3 separate regions of the Homo sapiens genome follow, and regions 2 and 3 are each linked to region 1. A link is a loop called in an ENCODE intact Hi-C map of the cell type or tissue named here. Cell type or tissue: K562. All regions are shown on one strand. Links, peaks and the distances in the headings refer to the core of each region. The heading gives the core; the rest is flanking DNA. Region 1 overlaps PDE11A (phosphodiesterase 11A). Region 2 overlaps PDE11A (phosphodiesterase 11A). Region 3 overlaps AGPS (alkylglycerone phosphate synthase).

Region 1 (5,000 bases), core at 1-5,000:
TTTGTATTTGTATTTACTATTTTATATAGTTCTATAGTCTGTCTTTCCTGTTTTTGAAATCATGCTCTGGTTTGGCTGTTCTTCCTATTTTTCCTCATTTGGAAATGGATTCATCCAAAATCTTTTAAGTGTTTGTGAATCATAATTCTCTTGGTCTCAAGACACCCTATGAAATAGGAAGTTAGGAGACAATGTCTGGCTGAAGGGTTTTCTGCAGTCTCTGTAGCCAGATCTGCCCTTTTAACAGTCTTTGTAAGACCATGGACACAGTAAGACAAGAGCAAGCAAGTGTATAAAAAGACAAAGTAACCACCAGACCTTTTGGTTAATTTCAATTTCTAGGCTCCAGGTTTCCTCATCTGCAAAACAAAGCCATCTCTAGCTAAAAAATGCTATAATTTTATGAACCTATAAAATTTATCTCTAGGAAGAAAGGGGAAAATAAAACATAAAACAACATAAATGTTGACAAAACATTTAGGGGTTTTTATGATTTTCGCATACTCAAATTTTTTAATTCAAGCTCTGTTCAAGATAGCTCAGCTTGATTTAATTACATATAAGTAATTTCCAAAGCCCCCATGACTATATTATATTTGAAAGGTAATATAATATAATAATACTCATGAGGAAGATGTGTGATTACGTGGGTAAAACAAGAGTCTCAATCTCATCAGTATAAAAACTATACACTAATGCTACCTATAAATGTTTAAATAAGAAAAATGTCTTAAGTACTAAGAAATTGCAGTGTATAAAAACAGGTACATGTCCATTATCTCACTTGAGGCTCACAAAGTCTTGGTGAGGGCAGGGTTAGCATATCTCCATTTTATGTAGAAGGCAACTAAGGATCAAAGAACCAGCAAGAAAAATGGAACCCCTCTGCTTTGGTTTTTCTTCTGCAATGTTTTGTCTGTTCCTGAAGACAATGCTGTTCTTCAAGTGGCGGAGTAGGAAAATGGAAGCAATGTCATGGAGTTTCATTTTTAAGTCATTTCTTTTGATTCAGCTATTATTCTTGAAATCTTGGTGGCATTTTGACATTTTGGGGGTCAAATAAGCATGAATGGTAATGACGTCTGAGAAAGACAGAATTGTTGGCTGAACTCAACATATTGACTTTTAGTAAGACTGTTTATGGTACTCTTTGGGCAATTAATACGTAATGTTGTTTTATTAGAAACTTCTTTTTGTATTGTGGTTGTACTATCCATGTGACTTTTTGCCCTGGGGTTTTAGATTACTTGGGAACCTAAGGAAATTGGAAACAGAAACATTATGGAGACATTGCATCATTCTTAGCAAGAGAGTATATGGTTCATTATTCTGACATCTCGCCTGTCTTCCTTACAGTCTGATTGGCTATCTAGCTGTATCAAAATCTCTTGACATCTGGAAAGCTCAAAGGAAAAAGAGTAGTCCCACTCTATTATCCTGTGCTCTCCAGGCCTGCCAAGTACCTTGTACGAAAGATAACAAGGATATGAGATTGCAAACATCAGTTTCATGATAAAGCACTTGTCAGGTGATAAAGTCTTATGTTTAAGGCATGAGCACTTATGAACTAGAGACTATTTGGGGGAATATGAAGTGAAGAATGTGAGACTGGGCTTGCATTTTTTATAATATTTCCTATAGTGATACTTGATATTGGGAACATCATGGATGGTAATCTGCACATCTGAAATATGATGATTTTAACATAAAACTCTCAAGGTAAATTTTAAAGATTTTTCAGAAATTTTAGCTATTCTGAATTAGCTCCTGATACTGTTTCCATTTGTGTGTGCGTGTGTGTGTGTGTGTGTGTGTGTGTGTGCACGTGCTCCAACTTAACGGGATAGTCATATGATTTGGAGTTTCAACTCTGGCTTTACAAAAGGATCTCATGGCAATTCATTGTCTCCAAAGAGAGAAGCAAATGGAAAATCCCTGAGAAAACAGGGTCTGAGATGAAGCACTTTGGCCACTGGGTGCCATCCTTGCTCCACGTAAGGATTTGCTGAGCCACATTTCTAGGAAAATGGCTAAAACCCCAGAGACAGTAATTTAAAAGTAATATCGAGATATAATAATGTTTGTGTGTACGCATGACCTGGAATATGTTAGTGACATGGACAGCTTATTCATTTGCCCAGGCACGAGGTGGAGGGACTGGGGGACTCTCCCCTTTGGTTTAGCCTTAAGAACAAAGCCTGTGTAAGGCCCTTGTGCTTGCTGTATCCCAGTGAGGCAGCCGGCGGGTGGCCAAGGAGGCACCGTGGAGGTCTGGGGATTGTTGATGAGGTGGTGCAGTAGGCATCTGGAGGTCAGCAGGTCAGATGCTACATTAATTCTTTTTATTGTGGTGTGTAATTGCAGCATGCATGCAGCCAGGAGATTTGAGCCTCGCTGTCTGTGTGCCTGCACTCTATTCCTTCAATGCATTCATTTCCTTGCCAGAGCTGATAGAGCCATCAGGCACTCCTTCTCTTCCTTTTCCCCAGAATACTGCATGTTGGTGAAATGGTAGCTCTGTTGAGGTGCTTTTCGCTTCCCTAGAAGCAATTCATAACGTTCACAAAGACACCACCTTAGCCAGATATCAGAACATCTATAGTCAATACACAACATCTGTGCAGGATTTTTCTGTCTTTGGATTTGATAGCCACAGAGAATGTTCTTTGAATATTCTTTTTTTTTTTTTTTTTTTTTTTGAGACGGAGTCTTGCACTCTCACCCAGGCTGGAGTGCAATGGCGCCATCTCGGCTCACTGCAAGCTCCGCATCCCGGGTTCATGCTATTCTCCTGCCTCAGCCTCCCGAGTAGCTGGGACTACAGGCGCCTGCCACCATGCCTGGCTAATTTTTTTTTTTTTTTAGTAGAGATGGGGTTTCACCGTGTTAGCCAGGATGGTCTCGATCTCCTGACCTTGTGATCCACCCACTTCGGCCTCCGAAAGTGCTGGGATTACAGGATTACAGGAGTGAGCCACCGTGCCTTGCCTCCACAGAGAATATTCTAAGACTGTCATGTAATTCAGGATGATGTTTCCATCCAGGGCCTAAAGCATTTCATTGAGACTAAAAGGAATTAGGCTGTGAACAAGTCAGAATTTTAATAAAAACTGCAAGTCTGTTACAGTCCCACTGTAACAGAAAACTCTAGAATCGTTTCTATAAGACCACATGGTAGAAGGGATCTAAGTTCAAAACAGATTTCACCTCATCCCCCCAGGCTGGGGGCCCCAGCATCTGGCCTCATACTGGCTCTGAAAGCCTTCCCAGAGCAGCATCCACAGGTACTTCTTTACACTCACTATAATCAAATCCACACCCACGAAAGGTGAGAGTCTGAGAAGGGCTGGTAAGAACTTACAGCGAGGCTCTGTTCAACCTATCCAGGGATAAGAGGCTTAAATACTGTTCTGTTGTTAAGCATCTACAAGTGGACGGACTTTAAAATACATTTCCTGGGCTTTCTGTAGGATAACATGATACCAATCATTATACATTTTCAAATATTGCTGTTCACTAAGACAAATGCTATGATAACCACAGCATTTTTGCTGATTCTAAGTGCTTTCATAGCTCTTATTTCATTGAATGTTAACAGCAAGCCTCTGAAGGAGGCATCAGCGGCTCTATCCCATTTAAGGATCAGGCAGCTAAGAGAGATGTTACACTGCCAGTTTGGAGACCTTGGTTCATGCTGCTGAGGCCCTTTTCTTGGGCCCCAGTATATGCTCAGTCTACTCCATGTGACAGTCATCTGGAAAATAAACATTTACTGAACATTTTACCAGCTGCCAGGCCAGTTTTTGGTGCCTTACCTGTATTAATTTATTTAGTCTTCACAAAAACCCTACTATTATTTTTCTTATTTTACAGATGATAAAACTGAGGTACAAAGAGAAACGCCCAGGTAACTACATTGCACACATTAAGAAATTGAGATATGGGTGGGCATGCTGAATTTGTAAGATCCTTTTTGAAATGTCATGGAATGCGTTTTGTTTGAGATTCTTCTCGTCTTGGCTTGACCCTCCTTATCGTCTGATTGTGAGCCCTTGAATAATCTTGGTTTACTTTCTCGATAGATGGGTTCAGGTTTCAACAGACCTTGCTAAGAATGTTTTGGTTTGTTTATGTGTTCGTTTGTTTGTTTTAAGGTTACATAGTTTGAAAAGTAATCCAGCCCCATTGCTTGAGCAGGTATGATTCCTTAGCCTTCAACATTCTAGAATATCAACTTCAAGGGACATGTTTGTGGGCGCTAACAGCACTTATTTTCTCCAAAGGGCAAATTTCAAACAATTCCTGTGCTGAGTGATCCCATTCCTCTTGCTACTAGGTTCATTTTCCTAACACATACTATAATTCACCTCTGGCCTTCCTGGAGATGGAGACGAGTTCTGTGAAAACCAAGCTTTGTGATTTCTGTGGGAACAGGTGGCCGTCCTCAACACTTGGGCTTAAGTTTGTCAAACAACTCCGTAAACCACTGAAGCTGGCTTTTGAGGAAAACCACTTTTTACTCTTCCCCTCACCACCAACAGAAAAGATTTAGAATTCAGAAATGAACGAGAAGAGAGTGAGAGGCTTTCTGTGATGACATTTCTCCAATATGAATTTAAAGGGAATTTCTTTCCCTTTAAAACCATGAAGAAATTTATGCTTCTGCCTGAAATATCTTTTAAACCATCAGTGGTCTTCTTGAAAACAGCTTTACTCCGGTTCTCTGAGGAGTTGTGTGTGAGGGCAAAAGCTGGTTATTTTGATAACCCCTGAAAGACCAGGGGCCCACTATTCTAGTGTTAGCAGTGGCCCTGTCTGACCTGGGGTGCAAACAAGCTTCTCTCCCAACAGGAACTCTTTCTCTTATTGTGTGGTAAATTCATTAGTGGGAAGGCAGGGTTGAAATGGCCCCAAGGTCCCAGATGTAAAATCTCCTTCCTCTATATAGTATGTAAAAGCCCAAAGTCTTCCCAGGAAGTGTTACAAATGAGAGCGTAGTG
Region 2 (5,000 bases), core at 1-5,000, 120 kb after region 1:
AGAAACACAAAGGCCAGGATCTGGCTCCTAGCAGGTTGGCAAACTGATAAAAACAAAGGCCCAGGAATAATGGTAATAAGAGAAAATATATCCATTTCCCAAGTGGCTCATTCTAGATGTGTTTTTACAGCAGGATTTTGTAGCAGGTCAGAACATCCTAACCCCACTCTCAGCCACTGGCAGCTGTCCTAGCCTTAACCCTTCTTCCTGCCACTGTTCTATGGGGAAGAATGGAGGAGAGGCTGCTGCTTCCTGGGGTCACTGTGCCAGATGTTGAAGATACAAAGATAAAAGGCCTTGTTTCCACTGTCTCTCTGAGCTTGTGGGATACTAAGCAAGACAGAGTTTTTAAAACCAGTGATAAGGGACCTCTACTACTAGCCATGGTTGAGTAACGGGCCAAAACAAAACAAAACAACAACAACAACAAAACCCCAAAACCTGAAAAATATATGAAACAACACTTTTCAGACAATGGGCAACAGACAACATAATACAGTGGTTCCTGAGTAAGGGGAATGAATGAAGTGAGTCCTACAACTGTTCCAGCTTGTGGCCTGGATAGAATTTCTAGGCCACGGCACAGGCAGGGGGAATCCAGGCAGAGCCCAGTGATCTTGCTGAGTTAAGGAGGCAGAGCTAGGAGTCTAGGGAGGCCAAAGAGGTTACAGTTCCCAGGGAAGAGTAAGAGAGAAGAGAGGACTGCACAGAAAAAGCCCAGAGATCTGCAGAGGGCCACTTTGAGTCTTCAGGTTAGTGATGTTCATCATATCCATGTGAGGAAACTACTGAGGCTGAAGCAAAAAGGAGCAAGTAAAGTGATCCACAGAGGTCACACAGCCTGGGGAAAATAGTCCATGCTCCTGCCAGCTAGAGTACCCAAGAAAAGCCTTGAAATACATGAGGCATTGGATGCAGTTCTCAGAAGGGTATTGCATCAGTAGTGGGAGCAAATTAGCCCTCCACAAAAAAAAAGGCTGCTTTGGACCCAGCTTGCGCAGCTGAAAAGCAAGCCTCAAAGGGATTGAATTATTTCCAAATAACCTGACTATATTCCAGAACAAAACTGAAGAAGGCTTAAAGCAAAGGAAAAAAAATCCATCACCCAACAATATAAACTTTACAATGTCTGATATTCATCAAGAATTATCAAGCATGCAAAGAAGCAAAAACATCTGACCCATAATAATTAGAAAAATCAATCAATACAAATTCAGAGATTATATAGATCATAGACTTGGTAGAAAAAGACATTAAGATAGTTATTATACTTAGATATTTCAGAGGGTAGAGGAAAGATTGAGCATGATTAAGGGGTCATGGAAGATATTAAAAAGACCCAAATCAAACTTCTAGAAAAGAAAACGCTAATTTTTGAGGTAAAAAAAATATAGTAGGCTGGGCGCGGTGGCTCACGCCTATAATCCCAGCACTTTGGGAGGGCGAGGCAGGTGGATCACAAGGTCAGGAGATCGAGACCATCCTGGCTAACACGGTGAAACCCTGTCTCTACTAAAAACACAAAAAATTAGCCGGGCACGGTGGCGGGCACCTGTAGTTCCAGCTACTCAGGAGGCTGAGGCAGGAGAATGGCGTGAACCTGGGAGGCGGAGCTTGCAGTGAGCGGAGATCGCGCCACTGCACTCCAGCCTGGGTGACAGAGCGAGACTCCATCTCAAAAAAAAAAAAAAAAAAAATATATATATATATATATACACGTGTATATATATACGTATATATGTATGTGTATATATGTATATATGTATATATGTATGTGTATATATGTATATATGTATATATATATATGTATAGTAGATGAGATCCATAGCAGATTAAGCCCTGCAAAAGAAAAACTCAGTGACGCAACAGAAACTATCCAAAATGATATAGAAAAGATGGAAGAGAAATGAGCAGAGCATCATTTGAGCTGTGAGACAATGCCAATGGCTAAATATGTATGATTAGAGTCCCAGAGGGAAAAGACAGATGTAAAACATAGCTGAAGACAGGATGGTGGAAATAAATGTACAGAACCAAGATTCTCAATGAAGCCAAGCAGAAGACACATGAAGGACACTACAGCAATGCACATGAGAATCAAATTGCTGAAAACCAGCACTTTTAAAACTTGGCTTAAAAGGACCCAGAAGGGGGAAAAAAGACAAGTACAAAGAGACAAAAACACAATCCAGAACAGGATCTTTGAAGAACTGCAAAAAAATGCAAATACCTTTTCAGTGCGATAGATAGAATTGGAGAGATGGAGAGTGTGCTACAGGCATGCCTAAGGAAGGAGAGTTCTGGTTCCATACCAGAAGACCAGAGAAGACTTCACAGAGAAGACAGAATGTGAGCTGAGTGGCGAAGGATTAGTTCTCTAGGGAAGGAATTTTTTACACAATGCATTAGAGTCAGAAAGACTTAGGTAAACATCCTGGCTCCATCTCTCATTATATGACCATGGACAAGGCACTTAACCTAAGTGAACCTCAATTTCCTTATCTATAAAGTGAAGATGATAAAAGTACCTACTTCGTGGGACTGCTGTGGAGATTTTATGAGATAATGGCCTTTAGGCCCCGGCCCTAGCCCAGCACAGTGAACATTCAATATATAGAAACTCCTCTTATTTCTCCTTCCTAAATGTCTTCAGAAAAAGGAGGTGAGGAAGAGTATGTATTTGGCCCAAGAAGAAGTCTTTCCTTCTCTGCTACCAGAGATGCTGCTGGGGTTCAGACTGTAGCTAGTTACTTTTATTCCTCCTTCTATTTGAGGGGAAGCTGAGTTCATTGAAGACCTGATGGAGACGAGATAATGCTTAGAGGCAGCAGAGCAGTGGTTCTTAACTGGGAAGATGCTGCTCCCCAGAGGACATCTGGCAATATCTGGAGACATTTTTGGTGGTCACAACTTTGGGGAGGGATGCTACTGGCTTCTAGAGCATTCTATAATGCAAAAGACAGCCCCCACCATAAAGAATTATCTAACCCAAAACATCAATAGTACTGAGGTAGAGAAACCCTGCAGTTTCAGTTCTTCACTTACCAAGTGAATGACCACGAGTGAGTTCTTCATCCAGGCCTTGGTTTTTCTTAATTATATATATATAAAGAGGATAATAATAGTAACCATTTCATAAAGTTCCTGAGAAAATTATATGACAGTGTTAAGCACTTATTACAGTCTGACTCCAACTAAGCATTCAGTAAAAGTTTGCTAATGACAGTAAGAGTCCATGAAACACACTGAAAACACCTGTAACTGGTCAAAAATGATTGATATGCTGTAAGAGATTTCAGTAGATTCAAGTACCATTTGGGGAGTTTCTTTCAGAGAGGGAGTAAAATCAAAACCTTCTGGACAACATGATTATGATGCTTCAGTGATACCAAGTGTACTGTGTAGAAATTAGCATCTGGAGTATACAGAGAAGAGAGGGATCAAATTCTAGATTTGTGTATCCTTCTTAGCTCTACCCACCCTCACACTATCTTTCCAAGGCCTTAATCTAAACAGTAGCTATGGTTTCTGTTCCCTCTCTTTTGTTAGTATGGCTATTATAAAAATCCTGCTATATATCTTAAGTAAAATTATATTTGTTGATTCAGTAATATCTACCAAAACGCAAATACACATTCCCTTTCACCCAGCAATACCCATTCTAGAATTTGACTCTCTGATAAACTTCACACCTATGGAGAGGCTATGTACAGGGATATCCATTACAGCATTATTTGTAATGGCCAAATATAAACAATGTTTGGGTTCCATCAAAAAGGAACTGGTTAAACAAATTTTGACAGCAGTGGAATACTAGATAGCCATAAAAAATGAGGAAATCTAATTTTGTAGTGATATGAGTTTTTCCCAAGATATATTAAGAATAAAAGGCAAAGTGCAGATCCCTCTGTATGGTGTACTACCATTTGTAAAAAGGGGCAAATATATTTATGTTCTTACACATTCAGAAAATTTTTCTTGATTATCTACTCAAGACACTGAAAACATCTGTTGCCTCTAGGGGAGGAAACTGAGTGTCTGGGAAATAGTAGAACGGAGATTTTATATTGCACCTTTGTACCGTTTTGTATCCATGGAACTATGTGAATGTGTTCCTTATTCAAAACATAAATAAAATACGGAATAAACTGTATATGCTGGTCACAAGAGAACTCAACAGTGGAGTGTGAATGAAATCAGGAAATAAGTGGGGTCCCTTGGCCACCTAGATGACCAGATGCCCAGGCTGTGTCCCATAGTGGGGCAAGTATCCGAGGTCCTGTCTGCGATGGGCCAGGAGGGAACTGGAAGGAACATGGGGCCCCAGTGATGTCAAAAAGGTTGCCCCAAGGGAGAAGCACTGCATCCCAAATAGGGTTTTTAGGTCAGCATCAACTCTAACCTACACTTGAAACAAAACCTGAGTTATCAGTCCTACACTACTAAAGAAAATTCTGGTTTAAAGAAAGAGCACCCTAAGGATTAGAACCATTAGGTAGAAGTTACAGGGGTATAGATTTCAGTCCAACATAAAGGAACAACATTTTAAAAACAGAACAATCAAAAACTAAATGGACTCCCCTGGGAGGTTGTGCACGCACTGCCTCTGAAAGGGTTTCAACGGTAGCTGTGTGGTCACGCAGCAGGGATGCCACAGAGGAGAGTCAGGTGTCTTGAGGCTGATGCAGCCGCATACATAACCTTTAGAGTTCCTCCGTGTGTATATGGAGAGTGATCAGATGGGTGCTAAGTTTCCCCCCTTCTCTTTCACTGAGGAGCAAGTCAAACTAGACAATAGCATTCTCACAGAACCCATCCCGTATCACTTGATAAGAAACTTTTAAATACTAGAAGCAATTCTCTTGCTGATGACTCACTACACATAATCACCATAAGCCTTGGAATTTAGGTTCGTGGATAAACCCTTGCTTTACTAGTATTTTAATAGTTCCATATTCTCTCAGCTAACTGCATTTCTGTAACAAATTAAGAGTGTAAGA
Region 3 (11,522 bases), core at 3,433-8,432, 270 kb after region 1:
TAGTCTCAAACTCCTGACTTCAGGTGATCCGCCTGCCTTGGCCTCCCAAAGTGCTGGGATTACAGGCGTGAGGCACTGCACCCAGCTGCTATTGTGGTTTTTTAAAATATTAAACTCACTTCCAAATTTACTAGCTGGACAGTTTGATCAGTGAATTTTCTGTTATTTCAATGTTAATCGTGTCATTTAACAGGATTTATTAATTATCTATATTTTAAAGCAGTGGTTACAGACAGTGCAAAAACTCCTGGGCTTTGTAGTCAGACAAATCTGGGTTCATCCCTAGCTCTACCACGTATGATTTGTGGACCGTAGTCAAAATAATGAGTCTTTGAGTCATTTGTAAAGTGGGGATACCACTCTGACGAACAGTCATGAATAGAATTTTATAAAGTGTGCTATTGACAATGTAATCAGCACTATGCCATCTAGGATTTGTTCACCCCCTTGCCAATTTGATGATTAATTGAATCAACATATAAATGCCTATTACGTGATAAGTGCAGGTGATAGAAAAATGACTAAGAAACATACCCTAAATTCGAGAAACTTTGGTTTATAGAGGACATCTTTGGATTATTTCAATATACACAATGATATATATCATTTCAATATACTAAAATTAGATAATGTCAATATAATGTATTAAGAGTTGTACCTGAAGTAGAGATTATATTAAAAATATTAACAACTAATAATATGGCATGTGCTTTGTTAACAACCAATGTGGTATAAACACCGACCAATCAGCCATACGGTTAGTGCAGGGTCTGGGGCACCTTTTGTTGTGCTAAGCATTATTTCCTCTTTTGCTTGATCATGAAGCCATGGCAGGATATATTAATGTAAAGGCTTCAATTAAAATTGAGAAATAAAAAAGGTTATATAGACAGCCAAAAAGCATGATCAGATCTGTATTTCAAAAGGATCACTTTGGTGGCTAAGTAAAGGGCAGAGAGAGGGGAGACACAGTAAAGACTAGAGAAGGTAGAACCTATAATACCACAGACAGGAGCAAGCTAGAGGGGAGCAAGTAAGTATGTTTTCAGGTATAGTAATGAGAACATGGAAGAGGGATGACAGGAAGACTTTCTTTAAACCTTCACTTTAAATTGTTATGGACTCCAATTATAAATAAGTATGGCCAAATCATAACTAATTTTACAAATGCCTAGGTCTAACATTGTTTACAACAACAATAACATATAAACGAATAACACAGTCTTATTAATTAGATGCATGGCTCTCTTTAAGACCTAGATCTTTAAATGCAGGCCAAAACACACAAGTGGTTTTTCACTTGATTTAAGTATTTCATTACTTATAGAACATATTTATCTTAAACTTTTGTCAGTAGTATAGTATTTTGAAAGTAATTTACTTAAAGAAATAAACAATTATGACTAACTTAGAAGAATGTAATTTTAAAACTCTTAATATGTTACGAACCTGACTTTAGTTAAGTTTCTATGTAACTATAACCATGCTTCCCTAAATTAAAATCTCAGCTTACTTTTAGACATGACAAAAGCCTGCCTATCTTTGCCTTTAGTATTTATTACTGAACGATCACTCTCATGATTTTAGGAATTGTTTTGAGGGTATTTAAATTCTATAAACTTAAATCCCAAAGTAAATTTCACAATATAACTACAACCCATTATCATATCTTTTTCCCAAGACCACCACCCATTCTTCTATGTTATTTAATCTACCCAATCAAATCAGTCTAGGTGTTGTCTTCAACTCCTCCTTTTATTTAGCCTTCCACATCCAGTTAGCAAACTGATTTTCTGAAAATCTATCATCCGTTCTCTATCTCCATTGCTGCTGCCATGCTCAAAGCCCTCAAACTTTGCTTCTTGAGCTGTTTCATCTCCTAGTGTCTCTCCTCCATGCATGTACCCTTCTAATCTATCCTGCACAATGCTGCCAGAATGAGCTAAGATGTAAAGTTGATTGATTTTATTCTTCAAAGAAATCCCACTGCTGACAAGACAAAATCCAAATCTATCCTGCAAAGCCCTAGCCCACCCAACCAACTTTATCTCATGTAACAACTCTAACCCCACCCTCTATTTGAGCCACATAGAACAATTTGAAGTCCCCTAACACACATCATTGAGTTTCACACCTTCACATTTTTGCTGCCAAGTGAAGAAGTCTGGTTGAGAAGAAGAAGAGACATCTAGGCAAACTTATATTCACCTTTGAAGATTTAGCTCAAGCATCTCTCTTATAAAAGCCTTTTCTGACTCTTTATCCTCAAGCAAAATCAAGAAGAATCAATTCCTTCATTTGCAGCCCATGGTATCCAGTGCAGTCTTCTTTCACAGGCCCTCCAACACTGCTACCCTCACTCATTTATGTAATTGTCTATCTTCATTAGACTGACATCTTCCTGAAAGGCAAGACTGACGTTCTTTCTACCTCTGCACTCCGTACTCTTCCTACTGATGTTTCATAAATTTCTGTGGCTAAATGACATTTTAAAATTACCACTCCTTACTTACCAAACTGAAACTGCTTGTTGTCCATGAGGCGAATAGATGCCGGAGCACATCTCTGTTTTAAAAAGAAAAAAAAAAGTGATACAAATTTAATACAGTAAGAAGCTAGACAGGTAGAATGTGAATATTATCTTTCTATATTTAAGAGATCAAGAGCTTAGTTCCTAAGGATTTACAGAGGAAAAAAAGTTAACTTTTCATATACTTTTATGAAGACAAATATCAATGACTTCTATAAAATATTTGGAGAGAAGAAATCTACAGATATAGATAAATAAATACAAACATAAGTTAACAGATTTTAAATTTATCAGCAGAAAAAGCTGCCTAATGTCTGGCAAAGACATATGAGAATATCCTAAAAGAAATACCAGACCCCAAAGTGGATTATTTTAGAACAAAGATGTTTCTAAAACTAAAATCCAGTGCCTCAAGTATTATGCCATTTTATGAACTATACTGTATTTTATCCACAGTAAAGGTAGAAGATGAAGACATTCTGACTTTTAGATGAGCACTATTTCAGGCAAACCACACAGCCTCCAAAAATCACTTAAAACACAGACACATGCACACACAGCTTTATCATATTCCAAACAAAAATTACATTAAAACTATGTTATTTTCTATTTTGTAGTCTTATTAAATGTATAATAGTTTAAAAATGTTAAAGAAATGTACTACCTGAGTAATTTCAAATATTGGCATAAGAGTATCTTTGTAGTTGGGTTGATACTTCTAAAAACGTTACCAGTTTCCAAAAATACTAAAGGAAAATCAGTTTTCTTCACGTTTACAAATCTGAAATGTTTTTCATAAAGTGGGCACATTGACTTCTAATAAAATATACAAAGCCTGATTAGACCAAATTTCTTTTCTTCATAAGTAGAATATACATATAACATATATATTTATATATTCTAGCTTAAGCACATAAGTAAAATATGAGACAGTAACAGCCACTCTGTCATTCATAACAAAAACATTTTAAGTTCCTACCAGCAACTTGTAAATTCCATCTCCTGCTAACAACCACATTCTACCGCACCTTTATCAATGGCAAGTATTATTAATGAAAACAATTCACGTAAGTACACATATATCAGAAAATGGGAGGGGATGGGTGCAGTGGCTCACACTTGCAATCCTAGCACTTTGTGAGGCTGAGGTGGGCAAATCACTTTAGGACAGGAGCTCAAGACCAGCGTGACCAACATGGCAAAAGCTTGTCTCTACTAAAAACACAAAAATTAACTGGGCGTGGTGGTATACACCTATAATCCCAGCTACTTGGGAGGCTGAGGCATGAGAATCACTTGAACCTGGGAAGCAGAGTTTGCAGTGAGCGAAGATTGTGCCACTGCACTCCAGCCTGGGCAACAGTGCAAGACCTTGTCTCAAAAACAAAACAAAACAAAATGAAAAAAAAGGGGGGGGGGGGGAAGGAAAGTATATTACATTTAGTGTAGTAAATTTCTATGGGTATTTAATCTTTAAAACAATTAAAATATGCAAGTCTTGATTAAATCTTGGTTTGCAAACACTATTCATAAAACATATCTTGGAGATAACTGGAATAATCTTATATAATGAATATTAGATGGCATTAACAAATTACTGTTGATTGGCCAGGCGCAGTGGCTCACACCTGTAATCCCAGCACTTTGGGAAGCCAAGGGAGGCAGACTGCCCGAGGTCAGGAGTTCAAGACCAGCCTGGCCAACATGGTGAAACCCCATCTCTACTAAAAATACAAAAAAAAAAAAAAAAAAAGAAATTAGTCAGACATGGTGGCACACACCTGTAGTCCCAGCTACTCAGGAGGCTGAGACAGGGGAATTGCTTGAACCCAGGAGGAAGAGGTTGCAGTGAACCACTGCACTCCAGCCTGCTGGGCGACAGAGCGAGACTCTGTCTCAAAAAAAAAAAAATTCCTACTGATTTTCTTAGACATGAAAATGGTATTGTAGTTATAAAGAAGAACACTATTCCGTCTTTAGGAGACGGTGCTGATGTATTTAGGTTAAGTGCTGTAAAGTCTGCAACCTAGGCTGGGTATGGCGGCTCACACCTATAATCTCAGCATTTTGGGAGGCTGAGGCGGTGGATCACCAGAGGTCAGGAGTTCGAGACCAGCCTGACCAACATGGTGAAACCCCATCTCTACTAAAAATACAGTATTACCCAGCCGTGGTGGTGCATGCCTGTAATCCCAGCTACTTGGGAGGCTGAGGCAGGAGAATCACTTGAACCTAGGAGGCGGAGGTTGCAGTGAGCCGAGATTGCACCACTGCACTCCAGCCTGGGCAACAAAAGCAAAACTCTGTCTTTAAAAAAAAAAAAAAAAAAAAAAAAAGTCTGCAACTTAATTTCAAATGGTCCAAAAAACATATACACGTACATGTTAAACAGAGCAAAAACTTAATTATTGTTGAATATATGAAGTGGATAGACAGGTGATCACTGTACCAGTCTTTCAAATTTTCTGTATGCTTAAAATTTTCAAATTAAAAAGCTGGAAAAAAGGCAAGAAAGCTCCTGGGCAACTGCTGTATCATATAGCAACTAATATTCAATTATATTGAGTGTGATTTTTAACTTGATAATCAAGTCACATAAGCTAGCTATCCAGTATTCCTATTAGTATCAAGGAGGAATAGTAGATGGTAACAGACAAACACTATCAAAACAGAACTAATAAGCTAAAGAATTTTTTTAATTTTAGATATTAAATTATTTTAACATGGACTTTTTTGAAATTATCTAATTCAAACCAACGGTTTTAAAGTCTCATACTTCAATAGTACCAGATTTTTAAAAAGTCAGTAGAGTTTTTCAGTTATTGTCATAACTAAATGCTTATATAAGTAAAGCACTCAAAAATAGCATCTAGGTTGGTTTATGATCTCCTGGTAATTGATATTTGTAAATCACTGCACATCATTCTAAATATATAAAGCTGAAAACATTTCTTATAATTCAAATAATTAAAAGTTACCACTACAGTTAATTAAATGGAAGGTTCTATAATCAAGAGATCAAAATAATGTTACTATTCTTAAAAAACAACATCAATTTGAGTTACTATATGTACAGTTAAGATTAGGTTATGTTTCCACTGCTTTAAAACTAATTTGGTAGGTTTAAAAAAACCACAAAAGATTGCCTTCAAAAGTCAGAGACAGCACAAGTTCTGAGAATTTGAGCTCTAAATTCACTCCCATGTTATTTACTAATGCAGGGCTGAGAGTATTCCACAGATTTTGTAAAGGAGGGAAAAAGGTCCTTGAGTTAAAGTGACCCCTGCTGGTAAGCGATCAAAACTAACCTGAGAGGGAATATTTTTACAAATTTTAATGATGGGTTAATGATAAATTCAGGGAATTCAAGAATACTCAGACAGAAATTGCTTACTAAAACTGAGCTAATGAAATAATTGATTTCTTTCCTGCTACGATAAATGTACCCTTACTAGAATCTCTCAAATCATCGAACTTGTACCTAACTATATTTTATACTTAATAGTCTGAAACTATATGAAACCTGATATGGACTAATACAGAAATATCAGTATACTTTTTGTACTTTAATAATGAAATAAATAACCACGATGACTTCACAACATGGATACAAGACTGACTTAGTCAAATTGCTGGCAATTTCTTCCCTTTAGGGATGCTACAACCAGGAATTTACTTGATTGCATAATCTGAATAGTAAAAACTATTCTGATTAGTCTTATTTACTTAGTACTCTCTGCACTAACTTAAAAAGCAACATATTTCTCAATCCTATCATTTTATTTAAAAATATTTCCTTGGCCAGGCGCGGTGGCTCACGCCTGTAATCCCAGCACTTTGGGAGGCCGAGGCAGGCGGATCACGAGGTCAGGAGATCGAGACCATCCTGGCTAACACAGTGAAATCCTGTCTCGACTAAAAATACAAAAAATTAGTCTGGTGTGGTGGCAGGCGCCTGTAGTCCCAGCTACTGGGGAGGCTGAGGCAGAAGAATGGCATGAACCCGGGAGGCGGAGCTTGCAGTGAGCCGAGATCGCACCACTGCACTCCAGCCTGGGCAATAGAGCGAGACTCCGTTTCAAAAAAAAAAAAAAAGAAACATCAAAATATTCTGCAAAACTGGTTTTTCTAAAACTAAGTCATAGCTCTTACTTGTCACAGAAAAAATCAGAACTTGCAATTCAGATGAGACATATTTGAGAAGGCACCTCTTAAAAGACTAGTTACCAGCAAAATAAATTCAACATTAACATATATTTCACATGTCTGAGGGGTTTCTGCTAACGTAATGTCATAAGGATAAACTATAAAAGTATAAGCATTGAATGGCAGCCATGTAACTCTGGTCCATGGCTAAGGAATGAATTATACTTGATTGAAAACATTTGTTTCCTCAAAGGGTAAATCCACATCCTATGTAGACTCTGGAACAGCCCAAATTCTTGAGCCTAGAGACTACCTTGGAAATAGACTATCAATCTCATGTTGTATCAGAAGCAAATGCTTCAATACTAAACTCCATGTGCTATACAAAAATTTGGGCACAAAAAATTATCATAATATGCAACATCCTCACTAGAAGTGAGGAACCACATATAACTGCATACTATCCATTGCATTATGTTGGTTATCAAGCTAAGAGCACACTACCTCAAATAAGGCACACAACAAAATTGATTAATTTAAAAGTTCAAATCCCAGCACTTTGGGAGGCTGAGGCAGGTGGATCACAAGGTCAGGAAATCGAGACAATCCTGGCTAACACGGTGAAACCCTGTCTCTACTAAAAATACAAAAACAAAATTAGCAGGGCGTGGTGGCGGGCGCCTGTAGTCCCAGCTACTCAGGAGCCTGAGGCAGGAGAATGGCATGAACCTGGGAGGTGGAGCTTGCAGTGAGCTGAGATGGCACCACTGCACTCCAGCCTGGGTGACAGAGAGAGAATCCGTCTCAAAAAAAAAAAAAAGTTCAAAAAAGGCTATGTAAAAAAAGATAATCTGTTAAATGTGAATTTCTGGACATAAAAACTTAAAATGTAGACAAATTCTTCTTCTAACTAATAAGTCAGAGTTGGTATCACAGATGAAATGATAGACTATTTAAGGCTACAGTTATTACTGGTTGGTCATCTTAGAGATGACATACTGACTTACAGCTAGGAGTCCGTATGATAAACAATAAGAACTTTTTATTTTGACAAGTCAATTGTTGCTTGGTTTTAAAGAATAAAATAATACATAATAGGGAGTGAATATTGCCCTCCACTTATATTAAGGAAAAGACCAAAAGATAATGCCAGTCTCCTAATTATAACTTTATAGTTTTTCAGTTTAGTAAAGGTATAATAACTTGTTCTGAGTGGCTTCTGGTAGAGAACATGTCTCATAACTGTCTTAATTTTGCTGGATCAAACAGTAAATGATCCAATTAACCAAACACTTGACTAGGGTTATTCTCTCTGCTTCAGAGAAAAAAACGCATGACACAAAAAAAATGATTTAAAATAATTTCAGTTTCTCTATGTAATAAATACTCCCAAGAATTACTGTTGAATAAAAAGAAGTTTTAAGTGTTTTATAAGGTAAGTGCTAAACCTGACTCCTTCTAATTTATTTGAACTCCTCCAAGATAAATTAAGTTTAAAACAGAACAATTCATAAAATTTATGTCTTCCCAAATTATAATCTAAAATCATTAAAACAAACAAACAAAAAACCCCAAACCTTCATCAGTTTAAAATTGTTTAAAATAAAAGTGATAGAAGGAAGGAAAAATTACCCTCCATCAAAAGGTAGTGGGAAGAAAAGCTGCATTTTCATCTATAATTCTAAAAACCTAGTTCGAAGAAACTAGGTTTTACTGAGAAGAGTTTTGAGAGGAATGAGTACTAATCAATACCAAATACAGTTTTTCCTCTTGTTGGAATAAATGCTCCTCTCAAAATACCATAGGGCACTACTCCTAAGTTTTTATTGAAAACAAACAAAAAAAACCCAAGCTTCAGAAACTGCTTCTGAGCTTGTTTTAACACTCGGTTTTCCTTTTAACCTTGTAAAGACATCGTTATTTCCAAACTAACAATTTTATTTATCTCTTTTAGAGAATAATAACACGTTATATCTAACACTGATATGCTGATTAAAAAACATTATTTTCCTCCTCTTCATAGGCTACAGCAGGAAATGTATTTTCTGAGAACGTCTTAAAAATCATTTACCCATCTACTGAATAAAGGAGGAGATTATACTGGACTGCCACTTATGAGAAAGAATCACATTAATCTTCCACTAAATCCTCCTTTCTAGCTTCTCACAAGGCAGTGAAGTATTGAAAGAGGATACTTGCTCACATGGACAAAGATCGGATGAGAGACTTTAGTAGAATCCTTCTAATGCTAGTATAAGGTTGCTTAATTTATTTCCTTCAGTAAGAATAGTAATAAAAATATACATATAGCCCACTTTGCTATTTGTGAACAGTCATGTATGTTCTTTCCCAAAAGATATTTATCCAAAATTACAGTTTCCCATTTCAAAAGCAACTTGAATCTGAAAATATTGCAAAGATGGAAGTGCTATAAAATGACAGTGAAGAATTACAAGCAACCAATTCATTATTCAATCAAGAATTTGGCACAATCATAAGCCATGTACCATCTACTTTAATGGATCTTAATTCCCCTGCTATCAACTGAAATTCCAAATCCCAAATTGAACAATGACTAGTTCCAAAACCTGATTTTTTCAATTTTTCTGCCTGAAAACACTATTACAAAGGAAGGCAGCAAATACTGTACCACTCTTGACATATGAGACTTGTATGTTCTACAAACTAATATACAACTTTCCCTAAACCATTATAAAACCTTTTATCCATTTCCAGGTAAGATAAACATTAATGCCTCTCTACATGTGCATTATAATAGAAGTAAAATATGTAGGTTTCCAAAACTGTTAGATATCCAAATCCCAGTAACTACTCTTAGCAATTGCTCCATTATTAAGAGCAATGCTCGAGAATAGAATATTATCTATCTGGACTTTTAAAATCAGTTTCAAGTAAGACAAACTTTCTAGTCCATAATATTTGTATTTCTAAAAACTGTCAATTATTAAGTACATAGAACTGAACTGTCATAGCTATAGACTAGAAAGGACCTTTCTTTACGACCTGCTTTTTTAACCACATGGTAGCACTGTCTATCAATCATTATCTTTATTTTGTTCCAAGATATATAGCTAATACAGTTTTTTTTGTTTGTTTTTTGAGATAGGGTCTTGCTCTGTTGCCCAGGCTGAAGTACAGTGGCACGATCACGACTCACAGCAGCCTCGACCTCCTGGGCTCAATGGATCCTCTCACCTCAGCCTCCAGAGTAGCTAGGATTACAGGCACATGCCTCCATACCCAGCTAATTTTTGTATTTTTTATAGAGACAGGGTTTCGCCATGTTGCCCAGACTGGTCTCAAACTCCTGGGCTCAAGTGATCTGCCTGCCTCAGCTTCTTAAAGTGCTGGGATTACAGATGTGAGCCACCGCACCTGGCTCACTATAGTTTTGTGTAGTGAATTTAGATTATAGTCATTGGGTGAACATCCTAAGAATTTTTTTAAATGAGTAAAAGGACAAGTTTCACTGATTTCTGCAAGGATGAAGGAAAATTCCATACTTGCTTTTCAATAGCACAAGTAGGTCTTCTGTGTCACTTTCTATCAGGGGCATATCGAATTGTAATAAAAACTGTATCAGATTACACCAACTATTTATGGCGGAAATGTTGGAAATCAACATTTCCATTGTAATGAAATTATAAACTTAGTATTTTGATACATTTGTACATCACTTCTTATTAATGAAATTTAAGATAGATTTACATGTAAGTATTTGCAGTGTGGAAAAGTAGATGGAGCATCAAGAAAACAAAATATGCACACATCTAATCAAAAGCTTTATGAGTGTACTAAATCTGTGTTCTATAGAGGGGAGATATTATTGAAGGGGCAGAGTTGGTCAATACAGACTGAACACGACCTCTCTGAGATCTTTTGTTGAAAATAAATACAAATCCAAACTACTTTTATAACTTCTGTAATTTTTTAAAAAATCTAATTTGGGGCCGGGCATGGTGGCTCATGCCAGCAATCTCTACACTTTGGGAGGCCTAAACTGGAGGATCGCTTGAGTCCAGGAGTTCAAGACCAGCCTGGGGAACACAGGGAGATCCCATCTCTACAAAAGTTTAAAAAAAAATTAGCCAGGTATAGTGGTGTGTGCCTATGGTCCCAGCTATTCAGGAAGCTGAGGTGGTAGGATCACCTGCATCCAGGAGATTGAGAGGCTGCGTTGAGCTGTGATTGTGCCACTGCACTCCAGCCTGGATGAGAAAGTGAGACCCTGTCTCAGAAAGGAAAAATCTAATTTGGCATTCATATTTTTTTTCATAAAATTAGAGGCAATAATGGTGAATTAGAATTATGTCATTCAAGACTTGAACAAGAAATGACATGAACTACAATTCTTTAATAACACTTTTTGTGGCTGGGCATGGTGGCTCACGACTGTAATCCCAGCAATTTGGGAGGCCGGGGCGGGCGGATCACCTGAGGTCAGGAGTTCGAGACGAGCCTGGCCAACACGGCAAAATCCCATCTTCACTAAAAATACAAAAAAATCTGCTGGGCTTGGTGGTGGTCGCCTATAATCCCAGCTACTCGGGAGGCTGAGGCAAGAGAATTGCTTGAATCCGGGAGTCAGAGGTTGCAGCGCATCGAGATCGCGCCATTGCACTCCAGCCTGGGAGACAGAGTAGGATTCCATCTTAAAAAAACAAACAAAAAACCACACTTTTTGTGGGGGGAATAGTGAAGCTCATCAAAGACAGAGGGAAAATAAAACTATTTAAGACAAGCAGGGGATGGAATTTTCCTTCATCCTTACACAAATCAGTAAAACTTGTCCTTTTATTCATTTTAAAAAATTCTTAGGATGTTC

The links. A loop is a pair of places that touch in the nucleus more often than their neighbours do. Peaks named below come from ENCODE experiments on the same cell type or tissue, not always from the same donor. Only the 100,000 strongest peaks of a DNase experiment are listed, where the experiment ranks them.
Region 2: a loop joins it to region 1, with 7 times the contacts of the local background. A loop is called at or near these places in 5 of 110 quality-filtered maps.
Region 3: a loop joins it to region 1, with 14 times the contacts of the local background. A loop is called at or near these places in 18 of 110 quality-filtered maps.

Annotation. Positions count from the first base shown.
Region 1 is chr2:177,755,996-177,760,995 of GRCh38, reverse strand. All of the region lies in intron 10 of PDE11A (phosphodiesterase 11A), which reads left to right. Among named protein-coding and RNA genes, the nearest start is that of PDE11A-AS1, 85 kb to the right of the region's middle. In K562, for the core only: a CTCF peak has its summit at 1,982; a DNase peak (open chromatin) is centred at 1,985.
Region 2 is chr2:177,634,695-177,639,694 of GRCh38, reverse strand. All of the region lies in intron 19 of PDE11A (phosphodiesterase 11A), which reads left to right. Among named protein-coding and RNA genes, the nearest start is that of IFT70A, 18 kb to the right of the region's middle. RefSeq lists an enhancer at 4,467-4,546. In K562, for the core only: a CTCF peak has its summit at 2,866; DNase peaks (open chromatin) are centred at 194 and 4,664; H3K4me3 peaks cover 150 bases.
Region 3 is chr2:177,484,191-177,495,712 of GRCh38, reverse strand. AGPS (alkylglycerone phosphate synthase) reads right to left here. Exons shown (of 20, transcript NM_003659.4): 12 at 2,514-2,565. Among named protein-coding and RNA genes, the nearest start is that of IFT70B, 63 kb to the left of the region's middle. In K562, for the core only: a CTCF peak has its summit at 5,815 (motif pointing left); no DNase peak of the experiment used is centred there.